Regions from separate parts of the Homo sapiens genome. Here region 2 is linked to region 1. Evidence: chromatin contacts called from ENCODE Hi-C or POLR2A ChIA-PET data. All regions are on one chromosome and are shown on one strand. The core of a region is the stretch at or near the end of the contact, and the rest is flanking DNA. Distances in the headings are between cores, read along the strand shown.

Region 1 (6,148 bases), core at 2,728-5,227:
GTAGATTTGCATTGTGTGTGCACTGTGTAGATTTGTGTGGTTGGGGGAGACAGAGGGTATGGAGTTAAGATGAGGTCTGGCAGGTCTGCTGTTGGATTGGCCAGGGTCCAGGAACAGGAGGTCTAACTCAAAAAGGAGGCCAGTGTAGGTACTGAAGCCCAGACCCAAATTGAAAACAATCACTTACTCATCAGCAAGAACAAGAACAGTGTGATAGACCAGAAGGACAGGAAGATTGCATGAGGCCAAGGTTAACTGCCTGGCAAGTTAAAGGACGGTTGATGCAAGAGTGATTGGGTGTGGTTAGTAAAGGACAGTTGACGCAAGAGTGATTGGATGTAGTTAGTGGGCAGGCCTGGCTCCTTCACTCACTGCCTGGGTGACTTTTCCCTTCTTAGGCCTCAATTTTTTTAACCTATTAAATGAGATAATTAGATTAGATGAGAGATTTTCAAATATACTACTTTTTAGGCACTGGAACCCTTTCTTAAACTAAGATTTTTGATATGGAATCACAATGTGTAAATCAATGAAGGTGGAGAAGCCCCATCTGGTTGGTGTGGGGGTGGGGAGAGGAGCAGGATTGGGCATGATGGATATAGTGAGTTCTAAATTTCTCTTCAAACAATCAGTATGTCAGAATGTTCAGTTCTTTGTCCTCCATTTTGAAGTTTAACTTCCTCGTAGTTTGAGTAAACAACCTTTTCCACCAGTTTTAATCAGTAGTTCACATCTGTTTCCCGGGTCACCAGCTCCATCCTAACTCATCCTGGTCACCTGCTCTGACCTAAGTCACCTTCAGTTACCTGTTCTATAACCGTCTTTCCTGCCAAACTGCTCACCCCGCCACTCTGGGTCATACCCTTGCTCTCTTTAAAATAGCCAATAGGAATTAGCTTAGACTGTGTGGTCCAACCCTAGCCAACAGGAGAACAACACAGCAGTAGGGGCTACCTGCATCAGGAATAAGAACCCCTTCCCCTCTGTTGTTCAGGTGTGCTCTCGCCATTGCCCCATCCGCGAGTTGCACCCTTCTGTGGAAGTAAAATTGCCTTCCTGAGAAAATTCTTTGAGTGCTAGTTCTCCTTTTTGGCACCAAGGAACAAGCATTTGTTTCTAACTGGCACCTCAACTCCAACCACTTGGCCCCTGTCTTACGGATCTAGGTGGTTCCTTGACCTTCCAGACGCAACATTAGAATATACTAGAATGGATAAATTTTAAATTTCTATCTTAAAAGTTTGGTCAACAAGACTTTGGAATCAGTGCTGCCTTTTTATTTTCATGGTTTCCTAGACATTTGTGCCTGGAGGGCACCTCCTGTTTTTAGAAGAATTACATCTGCACAGAATCAGGCCTTTCCATCAATCACAGACCAACCAGAAGTTTCTGCAGCTCAACTGAGTAACTGGAGCAAGGAGACCATTGATTGAAGCTGGACTATATGGTATAGACACACGTGTTGCTCACTGTCTGCTTGAGAAGGTTCCATGGAGTGTCAGAAAGCCCCTCCTGTCCCGGCTTTCTCATGTTCATGTGAGACAGAGGACTTTGGAGGCAACATGTAGTTCTTGAGAGTCACAGTCTATGGGATTAGGAAGTGAAAGCCATTGAGAAGCAACATGTCTGTAACACCAACATTCACCCGACAGTCAAAAGTCGTTGGTACAGGGAGCATGTAGGAAGTAGGAAAAAACAAGATAGAATTTTATTTACTTTCCTGCAGAGACCATAAACTGGTTCCAAAACCAAGTCAACTTGGGGCTAGTAGCCCCTTTCCTTTACTCAAAAAAGCTCCTAGACTTATTTAATCATGAGACAATGGGAGCTCAAGTTTCATTCTAACTATTCAGCAAGAAATTTGGGGTCTTATGATGTATTCAATATAGTCTAGTGAAAGGCAGACGCGGTGGCTCATGCCTGTAATCCCAGCCCTTTGGGAGGCCAAGGCTGGTGGAACACTTGAGGTCAGGAGCCCGAGACCAGCCTGGCCAACATGGCAAAACCCTGTCTCTACTAAAAATACAAAAAAAAAAAAAAAAATTAGTGAAGCATGGTGGCGCATGTCTATAGTCCCAGCTACTTGGAGGCTGAGGCAGGAGAATCGCTTGAATCCAAGAGGCAGAGGTTACAGTGAACCAAGGCCATGCCACAGCGCTGCAGCTTAGGTGACAGAGCAAGACTCTGTCTCAAAAAATATTTATTTAGATATATTGATTTATCTACCTAGAAAGAGAGAGAGACAGAGAGAGGGAGACAGTCTAGTGGAAAAAAAGCCTGAAATTCAGTATTAATACCTGGATTATTGTCCCAGCTCAGCTCCTGGCTGTGTGACTTTAGACAAGTCACTTGGGCTCTCTGGGACCGTGTTTACATATTTGTTAAATTGGGAGAGCACCCAATCATGGCAAGGATACAGTGAGATCATAGATGGAAGAGTGTTGAGAGTGATCTACCCGCTTTACAGACATCAGGAATAGCTAGCATGCAGCTGGTGAAAACCGATGTCGACACCTAGAGGAATGGTGTTCCAGCCACAGAGTCCCAGGGTGACCTGGGCAGTGACTCCTATTCTCCCCAGCTGTTCATCCCTCCTTTGTTAAATCACCAATAACAGCTTTATGCCCAGAGCAGAGGTCCAGAAGCCAGCTCACCCCAGCCCTAAGCCTGGTGTGGGCTGAGCTGGGGCTGTGTCTTCCTGGAGCCTGGCATCTGCTCACCCGTTCTTATTTCCCAGAGTTCTACTTGACCTGTGGGTAGGTGGGTAGTTCAGATTTGAGCACCACCCTACACAGAGGGTAAAAACCTGGGAGGCCAGGGCAGGAGTAGATAAAAGAAAGATGAGGAAAGGTGTGAATCAGAGCTCAGAAGGGAAAGAAACCACCCCCTTTGCCAAAAAGTTGATCATTGTGCAGAGAATACAGGTTCACTGTAGAAAAAAGAAAACAAAGAAGATAAAAACTACTTGTTAGTGGCTAGGTGTGGTGGCTCATACCTGTAATCACAGCACTTTGGGAGACTGAGGCAGGCAGATCACGTGAGGTCAGGAGTTCGAGACCAGCCTGACCAACATGGTGAAACCCTATCTCGACTAAAAATACAAAAAAAGTAGCCGGGTGTGGTGGTGCACGCCTGTAATCCCAGCTATTTGGGAGGCTGAGGTAGGAGAATCGCTTGAACCTGGGAGGCAGAGGTTGCAGTGAGCCAAGATCACACCACCTTTGCACTCCAGCCTGTGAAACAAGAGCAAAACTCCCTCTCAAAAAAAAAACAAAAACCAAAAAACTGCTTGTTAGTCTTACCACCCAGAATGAAAACAGTTAGTGTTTTAATGTTTTAGCTATTTTACTTCCTGACTTTTTACACATACACCAATGTGTATATAAATAGAACTTTAAAAATGGAAAGGGATCATACTCCTTAGTGTGCTGTTAAATGTTTAACAAATGGCTGGCAGGGAGGGGCCATCCTGATTTGTAGCATTTGCCAATTTCTGTGGTGTAAACACTCCCACCATGGCTGGTTTCAAAGTATCAACATGATGTCAACCAGCTTGCAAACTTCCTGAAATTTTAACAATCAGCTCTTGGGAAACATCGAGAGCCAACTCCAGCAGGCTGCCAACTACATTTTGTTTTCTAATTAGCCTTTCTTCCTCACGCTATAGTACAAACGTCTTCATGCCTAAACTTTTCAAAAGTTGTCTTTCTCAAATTACTTATTTGAGTCAAAATTGTTTTCCTTTGGGAATCTGGAACCGATTGTAAATACTGTCCTCTAGTTAGAATTTGCCTGTTTCTCATGTTCCATAGATCCTTGTCTGAGTGGGGAGTGGATCCACACTTTTTTATTAGGTGGCTGGAATAGAGATGTAATTGAAAAAAAAAAAAAGATTAATGTGATGCTGCAGAAGCATGTGGCGGCTTGGCAGTTCATTATCTGAGGACGGATTTGACGTAATAGAGACAATTTTCTCCTTTGCAGCTCCTTCTCCTTGGCCCAGCCAGCTCAGTTCTATACTTGTCACTCATTTCCCTTGGCCTTTCTGATGGAAATTTGTCCCTACTCCAGTCTGCCTGATGAGAGTAGGGCTGCAACTGTTTGGCCCAAGTCAAACCTCATAATCAGATCCATGTTTTCCTTGTTGAATGGGAGCTTTGGGAAATTGGAAGGGGAAGAGGGAGTGGAGAGCTGCACTCACAGAGCGTGTGTGTGTGTGTGTGTGTGTGTGTGTGTGTGTGTGTGTGTAGTCATCTCCCACTTGGCTCCAGGGTAACGTGTTGGCCTTCCAACGCTGGTGGACTGTTAGATCTGTGCTGAGAGCCTAGTAGGTGGAAAAACTTGGTGCCAAAGGTCTCCCACACTGGGCTTTTAATTGCTTTAAAAGAGGCTGAGCTTTGTGAGCTTCCGGTAACAAACCTGGCTCTCCCGGGCCCTGTGGATTTAGATGGGGAGTTTTTGACTAAGGCTTCATGAGTGTGGCCAGCATGCGTTAGGTGGACATGGGGGAGGGGCAGTCCACTGTCACAGTAAGAAGGAAAGCCTTGGCCATTCCCACTAGGTCTGAAGCTAGCCAATGGAACAGAAAGGCAAGAAGTCTGGTTTGGAGTCCTGACAAGAGTGCCAAGCTCAGATTCCTGGAGTGTAAGAGGCAAAGGACAAGGCCTGTGTGAATAAGGGGCCTTCACTGGCGGAGCCCCTAGGTCTCTGCCGTTCCCTAGGTCATCTTGGACTCCTCCTCTTCTCTATCCCCTTCCCCACTAACCTCATTCCAAGTGGTCACCAAGACCAGTTAACTGTGCCTCTGAAATTGTCCAAGATGCCAGCCCCTTCCCCCACCATCCCATTGCCACTCCCCTATCCAGGCAGTCACTGGATCCCATCTGAGCTATGAGGAACAGTCCTCCAACTGCCTCCCTGCCCTGTGGTCTCACTCAGTGCACAGACATCCTTTCGGGTCCCTACCCTACTCCCCATACATTGTGTTTTTATTTTATTTATTTATTTATTTATTTATTTATTTATTTATTTATTCATTTTTAGTAGAGACAGGTTACTTATGTTGGCCAGGCTGGTCTCGAACTCCTGACCTCGTGATCTGCCTGCTTCATCCTCCCAAAGTGCTGAGATTACAGGCATGAACCACCACGCCTGGCCTTATTTTTTATTTTATTTATTTATTTATTTATTTATTTATTTATTTATTTTGAGACGGAGTCTTGCTCTGTCGCCCAGGCTGGAGTGCAGTAGTGCAGTCTTGGCTCACTGTAACCTCCACCTCCTAGGTTCAAGCTATTCTCCTGCCTCAGCTTCCCGAGTAGCTGGGACTGCAGATGCACGCCACCCTACCCTGCTTGGTTAATTTTTTTTTTGTATTCTTGGTAGAGACAGGGTTTCACCATGTTGGCCAGGCTGGTCTTGAATCCCTGGTCTCAGGTGATCTGCCTGCCTTGGCCTCCCAAAATGCTAGTGAGGGGTGACAACGTGCTGGCGGCCCTCACTCACTCTCAGCACCTCCTCGGCCTCAGGCGTTCGCTCTGGCCACACTTGAGGAGCCCTTCAGCCCACCGCTGCACTGTGGGAGCCCCTCTCTGGGCTGGCCGAGCCTGGAGCCGGCTCCCTCTGCTTGCTGGGAGGTGTGGAGGGAGAGGTGCGGCCAGGAACCGGGGCTGTGCACTGGCGCTCGCGGGGCAGCGTGAGTTCCGGGTGGGCACGGGCTCGGCAGGCCCGCACTCGGAGTGGCTGGCAGGTGCCACTGGCCCCGGGCAGTGAGGGGCTTAGCACCCAGGCCAGCAGCTGCAGAGGGGGCGCCAGGTCCCCCAGCACTGCTGGCCCGCCCGCACTGTGCTTGAATTCTCGCCAGGCCTCAGCCGCCTCCCTGCGGTGCAGGGCTCCGAACCTGCAGCCCGCCATGCCTGAGCCCCCCTCCCCTCGCCCCACCCCACCCCGTGGGCTCCCACGTGTCCGGAGCCTCCCCGACGGGCGCCGCCCCCTGCTCCGTGGCGCCTGGGCCCATCGACCATCCAAGGGCTGAGGGGTGCAGGTGCGTGGCATGGGACTGGCGGGCAGCTCTGCCCTTATGGCCCCCACGCGGGATCCACTAGATGAAGCCAGCTGGGCTCCTGAGTCAGGTGGGGACTTGGAGAAC
Region 2 (5,587 bases), core at 953-3,452, 500 kb after region 1:
GGACTACAGGCACACTCCACCACTCCTAGCTAATTTTTGTGTTTTTTTAGAGACATGATTTCCACATGTTGCCCAGGCTGGTTTTGAACTCCTGAGCTCAAGCAATCCACCTGCCTCAGCCTCCCAAAGTGCTGAGATTACAGGTAAGAGCCACCGCGCGTGGTCCAGAACATGCCATTTCTGGGCCCCTCCTAGGCAAACCCACCATGCCACACACAATCACTTTGAGAAGTGTGGGGAAGTTATGTACAGGTTAACATTTCTCCACACAAATGTGAACAGGGGATTGACAGAGCTACCTGAAGTCAGCTTCAGGAAGAACAAGAGATTCAAGTTTCTGGTGAATGCTCTCTTTGTACAGGACTATGAACCAAGCCCAAGGCCAGATGGAAGAGGCAGTACTGGTGCTGCTGTTTAAAAAACAAGGGTGATCTGGGACAGTTGGCACATTGGGGCCAGGATGTGCCTTGGTTGGGTTTCCACTAACATATGGTGCTCTCCTAGTGGTATGGGCAGTTCTCTCCTTACCTGATTGCTCATTCTTCATGAATAGGAACAAATTTCACAAGGCTACTGCTACTAGGTTCAGATTAAACATAAGGTGAGCCGGGTGAGGCGGCTCATGTCTGTAATCCCAGCACTTTGAGAGGCCAAAGCGGGTGGATTTCTTGAGCTCAGAACTTCGAGACCAGCATGGGCAACATGGCAAAACCCTGCCTCTACCAAAAATAACAAAATTAGCCAGGCGTGAATGTCACACGCCTATGGTCCTAGCTACTCAGGAGGCTGAGGTGGGAGGATTACTGGAGCCACGACTACGCCACAGCACTCCAACCTGAATGACAGAGTGAGACTCTGTCTCAAAAACAATTAAAAATAAAAAACAAAACAAAAACAGAGTGAACCCAAATTCAAAGGCTGCATTCACCATCGGTTTCATTACTGAACTCAGTTCCTGGGTTTAAGGAAGAGCTTAGTATAGAGAAAACGTGGGGAACTAGTATATTTGGAAGATGTTATTCCAGTGAGTGATATATATTGCACTGAAATACAGAAGAAAATTGAAAGTTGACACATGAGGTCAAAAGTAAGCCAGTATGACATGAGGCACGGGTGAGAAATTTCTTAACGGTCCTGCCACGGAAAGGAGACCCTGAACGACAGAGAGCAGGCCAGTGATGAGAAGGACTCCGTCCTTTGTGTGTATTTATGTGGGATGGTGGGGAGGGTGGGGATGATGGGAAGTGGAGTAACTGAGTAGCTGGGGGAAAAAAGACAACAGAGCTATTTTACAACTGTGCTATTCCCCCCAAACTTCACCAAATGCAGTTCATACATTCAGGATTTCTGTCCTTTGTGTTTATGTGTGTTAGGGGGTAGAGTAACTGAGAAGCTGGGAAAAAAAGACAACGGAACCACAACCACACTGTTGCCCACAAACTCTGCCAAATGCAGCCCATACATACATCATTATCCAATGCAGATTCATCATCACCCAAGAAGGCAATCTTGAAGTCTGTGCAGACAAGCCTCCCATAGACCCCATGCTGACAGGAATCTTCCTGGACATACTTCAGTACTGTGCTGGCTTCACAAAGCAGCTGTTCACCTGGTAGAAACCAAAACAGGTCCTCCTTAGAGTTCTCAGGGAACATACGATATGCAAACACTAAAGGCTTTCCAGCCCTATTTACATAAGGACAAACATACAATACAACACAGGGCTTTAGAACTTTACACTTTTCAGCATGGCAGGAGCTGCAAAAACATAAGAGAGAAGATGCGGCAGAGTGGAAACCACCAAGAAGTGAAATTGAAATGGCTCAGATACACCTCTGTGCAGGACATTTCTCTATCTTCTCACTGGGAATAATGGAAATTTCCAAATAGGTACTAATGATCTGAGCTGCACTTTCACGCAGAAATCTTAGTGTTTTCATTACTTTGACCCAAGCAGATGTTCCATAGAAGCAATACCCTAAGTGAACACAGATGGGCTTGCCCCAGTCTGCCCTAAAAAAACGCAGATCCCAAGCCCACTTTCCTGTGAGAGGGGGCAGCTTCTAATACTGGAAGTGCTGAGAGAGAGTGACAGTGCCTCCCTGGCCATGGGACTTCCAGGCAGCTTCCATAGATCCAGGAGGTGTTGCCGCCTTCCACAGCATGACCACCCTCGTTCTGGCTCCACGCTGGGAAAACAGAGGTCAGAGGTTTGTGGGGAAAAAACGTGTTTCCTCTCTTTCTTAGTTAAGCGTATTTCCTTTCAATGCGTCACCTCTCCTCCTCCATCTGCAGCACCCAGCCGACGTGAGAAGCTGCAGCCCCTGGAGACAGAAAGTATCCCTCCTTGCAGTCAAAAAGATGAGGATTAGGGAATAGGTCAGTATTCTCTGCCATCTGGAAGCAGAGGAGCTCACGGGGGCAGGCAAAAGAGAAGACTATGGGGGAAATGAAAAACTAAGTATAAATGTTTTGCAACAACAACAAAAAAAACCCAAAGGATTTTTCTTCTCATGCAACAGATAACCATCTTCTCCTTGGAATCTCCCACTTGATAGCTCCTTCAAGGTCTTTAAATTTACTTTTTGGCTCAAAATTTATTTAGTCTACCTTCAATATGAAAACGAACAGTTTCAGACACTCAGAAGGGACAAATATTATGGTGCTGTTCTCTCATCTTTCAAGGGGTTAATTACCTCTGGCTGAAACACTAAGGAAATACCGGAAGATGGCTCAGTCACTAGGTCAGCCTCTCAAGAGATCACAGTTTGAAGGAAATAATGAAGACAGGGCCTCATTAGGGTTTAAAATAGTCCCAGAAAAAGTGTCTCTGCCAAGTCCATGGGGGAAGACATGTAAGCAAGGCTTCCTGTGCTTTCACCTCCCAATACTTTTAATGGTGAAATACTTTTAATGGTGAGGCTCTCCCCAAGACCAGGCCAGCCCCGTCCCATGCTCATGTACTAGCGACCAGAAATTAGCATGCACTAGCTAATACAACATTCCTGGTGAGGCCCTCTGCAAACATGGCATGTTGTGCCATAATCAGCTGGTTTATACCAGATCACAGAGTCTAGAAGCACAAGAGTTGGGAGCTAGAAATGATCTTTGTCTAGTTTGTGAAACTAGGCTCAGAGAAGTTAACTGTGAACTCACCGCTGCACACCCACACCTAGATGAGACTGTGAAGTAATTCAGGAGGGGGGAGAATATGCATAATGCTAAGCTAAAAATAAAATTTCTGAATCTATAACACCAAGAAGAGAAAAACAAGAGGAGATAAGGTTTAAGTCATCACTATAGAAAAAAAGCCTTTGACATTTAAAAACATCAAAAAAAGTTATAGAATTCTTTTACCAAATAACGTGGATCAGTCAGAAACTTGCACAGATTTATATCCCCTCAATAAACTGGAATAAAATAAAAAGCAACAGAATAAAGCCTGTATTGTTTTGGGGAAATGTACCTTAAAGAACTTATTTTAAAAAAGCTATTTTGAATTAAGAAAAAGAAAGTAGAAAAAGAATTAAATACATGGATCACAGAATATCCCATATATGGAGAGGATACACCACCAAGTAGTTACTACTCCTGAACATGGAAATGACTAAAACTTAACTTAAGCTAAAGTCACTGTCCTCTACCTCAAAAATATTTAACCAATCCAGGCTCCTTCGCAATGACTGCAGGGCGAAGTGCTGGCAGCCCCAAGGCTGGTAAACCCCAGCATCCCCAGTACACGTGCTCACATGCACAAGTGGGTATGGACTGAGAGGTAAAGCCACCCACCAATGGTTGCCTTGGGAGGCCATAGCAGTTGAATTGTTTTCCTCAATTCCCTACAGATTGGGGATCAGCATACTGGAAGAGGCCATTAGAATGGCCTGAAAAAGTCCTCATTTGCTTGTGAAAGCAGTGAGAACATTCCAGGTTTATTTTCATCAGTTTGGGGGAAGAGGAAACAAGAAAAATTCTTTGCAGATGTTGTAATACTCAGACCCAGGTGTGTAGTTATTGAACTACAAACCTTGATATGTTTTTTCAATTCATTACTGTTATATGTGAGAAGATGAAAACAAAGGAGTTTAAATATAGCAAGGCTAGGGATGATGTAATTTATCATTGGCTTTGCCTTGCATAGGAGTTACTATGCTAACATGACAGTTACCTGGCAACAAGTGAAGAGTTACTTCCTTCTCTGTTACTTCCTTTTCGTTTGTGTGAATTTCCTAAAAGAGAAGAGCAAAGGATATTTTTCTTTGTTTAAGGGTTTAAAATGAATAACATTAAGCCATGCTTTCAGAATACACACTAAAATATCACATACCCTCAGGAGCTTTTCGTTTATGTTACAAGCTACTTTTTTTTTTTTTTTTTTTTTTTTTTTTTTTGAGATGGAGTCTCACTCTGTTGCCAGGCTGGAGTGCAGTGGCACGATCTCAGCTCACTGCAACCTCTGCCTCCCAGGTTCAAGTGATTCTCCTGTCTCAGCCTCCCAAGTAGCTGGGACTACAGGCGTGTGCCACCACGCCCAGCTAATTGTTTGTATTTTTAGTAGAGATGGGGTTTCACCTTGTTGGTCAGGATAGTCTTGATCTCTTGACCTTGTGATCTGCCCGCGTCAGCCTCCCAAAGTGCTGGGATTACAGGCGTGAGCCACCATGCCTGGCCCAAGCTAGATACTTTTTAAAAACAGGAAGTGTTCTAACTAAAGGAAGACAGAAAACTCCAAGTTATGGATATTTAATGTATTAAACTAATTATTTAGGACTGATAACTAGTAGCTGTCCCAAGTAGAGGGGGTGAGGTGGGCACTCCTTATCTCTCCTTATCTAAGGAACAACTTGAAGTGTCACATAGCAAAGCAAGGCTGCTCAAACACAGAATCTGAAATAAAAGAGATGGCCCAGCGTGGTGGCTCACACCTGTAATTCCAGCACTTTGGGTGGCCGAGATGGGCAGATAACTTGAGGTCAGGAGTTCGAAACCAGCCTGGCCAACATGGCAAAACCCCGTCTCTACTAAAAATACAAAAATTAGCCAGGCATGGTAGTGAGTGCCTGTAATCCCAGCTACTTGGGAGGCTAGGGCAGGAGAAACACTTTAATTCGGGAGGCAGAGGCTGCAGTGAGCCGAGATTATGCCACTGCACTCCAGCCTGGGTAACAGTGGGACTCTGTCTCAAAAAAAAAAGAAAAAGAAAGAAAGAAAAGAGACAACACGCCACAGCATGATCCCCTCTCCTTCCAGTGAGGATCAAGGGTTGAAAGCAAAAGATGATGTGTTCTTGAAAGAATATGGACACATAAATAAGGCCCAAAGGTAAGAATAGGAAAACATGAATGTATCAAGTCAGTATTGATCCAGCTAATCTACAGCACACCAGGGCTCAGTAAAGAGAGCTGGGACATTCTTTGTCCATTCAAAGTTACCTAAAACCACAAGACAGTGCCAAGGGATACAGTCATTTCTAACAGAGAATCAAGGCCAGTTTCTGGGTCACTGCTTCTCAGTAAAAATATATTCAAATGCCTCTACTTGGGGCTCAGTATTTATGGGATATTCAAAGATAATTAATTACAAACAT

What was found. A loop is a pair of places that touch in the nucleus more often than their neighbours do. ChIA-PET counts read pairs that join two places held with the same protein, here RNA polymerase II (POLR2A). Pooled maps may share reads with other maps.
Region 2: a loop to region 1 is called in a map with no recorded cell type, with 3 times the contacts of the local background. The contact joins two enhancer-like sites. A Hi-C loop is called at or near these places in 2 of 37 single-sample maps with no recorded cell type and 3 of 50 pooled maps. POLR2A ChIA-PET finds 5 or more read pairs at or near these places in 1 of 52 experiments (activated T-cell).

The regions. Positions count from the first base shown.
Region 1 is chr5:31,771,459-31,777,606 of GRCh38, forward strand. The region is part of intron 1 of PDZD2 (PDZ domain containing 2); the gene reads left to right. Among named protein-coding and RNA genes, the nearest start is that of PDZD2, 140 kb to the left of the region's middle. RefSeq lists an enhancer at 6-55. Within about 2 kb of position 3,978, at least 4 of the 41 ENCODE cell types and tissues checked have a DNase peak (open chromatin) inside an H3K27ac peak, as active enhancers do.
Region 2 is chr5:32,272,514-32,278,100 of GRCh38, forward strand. It overlaps MTMR12 (myotubularin related protein 12), which reads right to left. Exons shown (of 16, transcript NM_001040446.3): 2 at 4,169-4,229; 3 at 1,467-1,609. Among named protein-coding and RNA genes, the nearest start is that of MTMR12, 38 kb to the right of the region's middle. Within about 2 kb of position 2,203, at least 7 of the 41 ENCODE cell types and tissues checked have a DNase peak (open chromatin) inside an H3K27ac peak, as active enhancers do.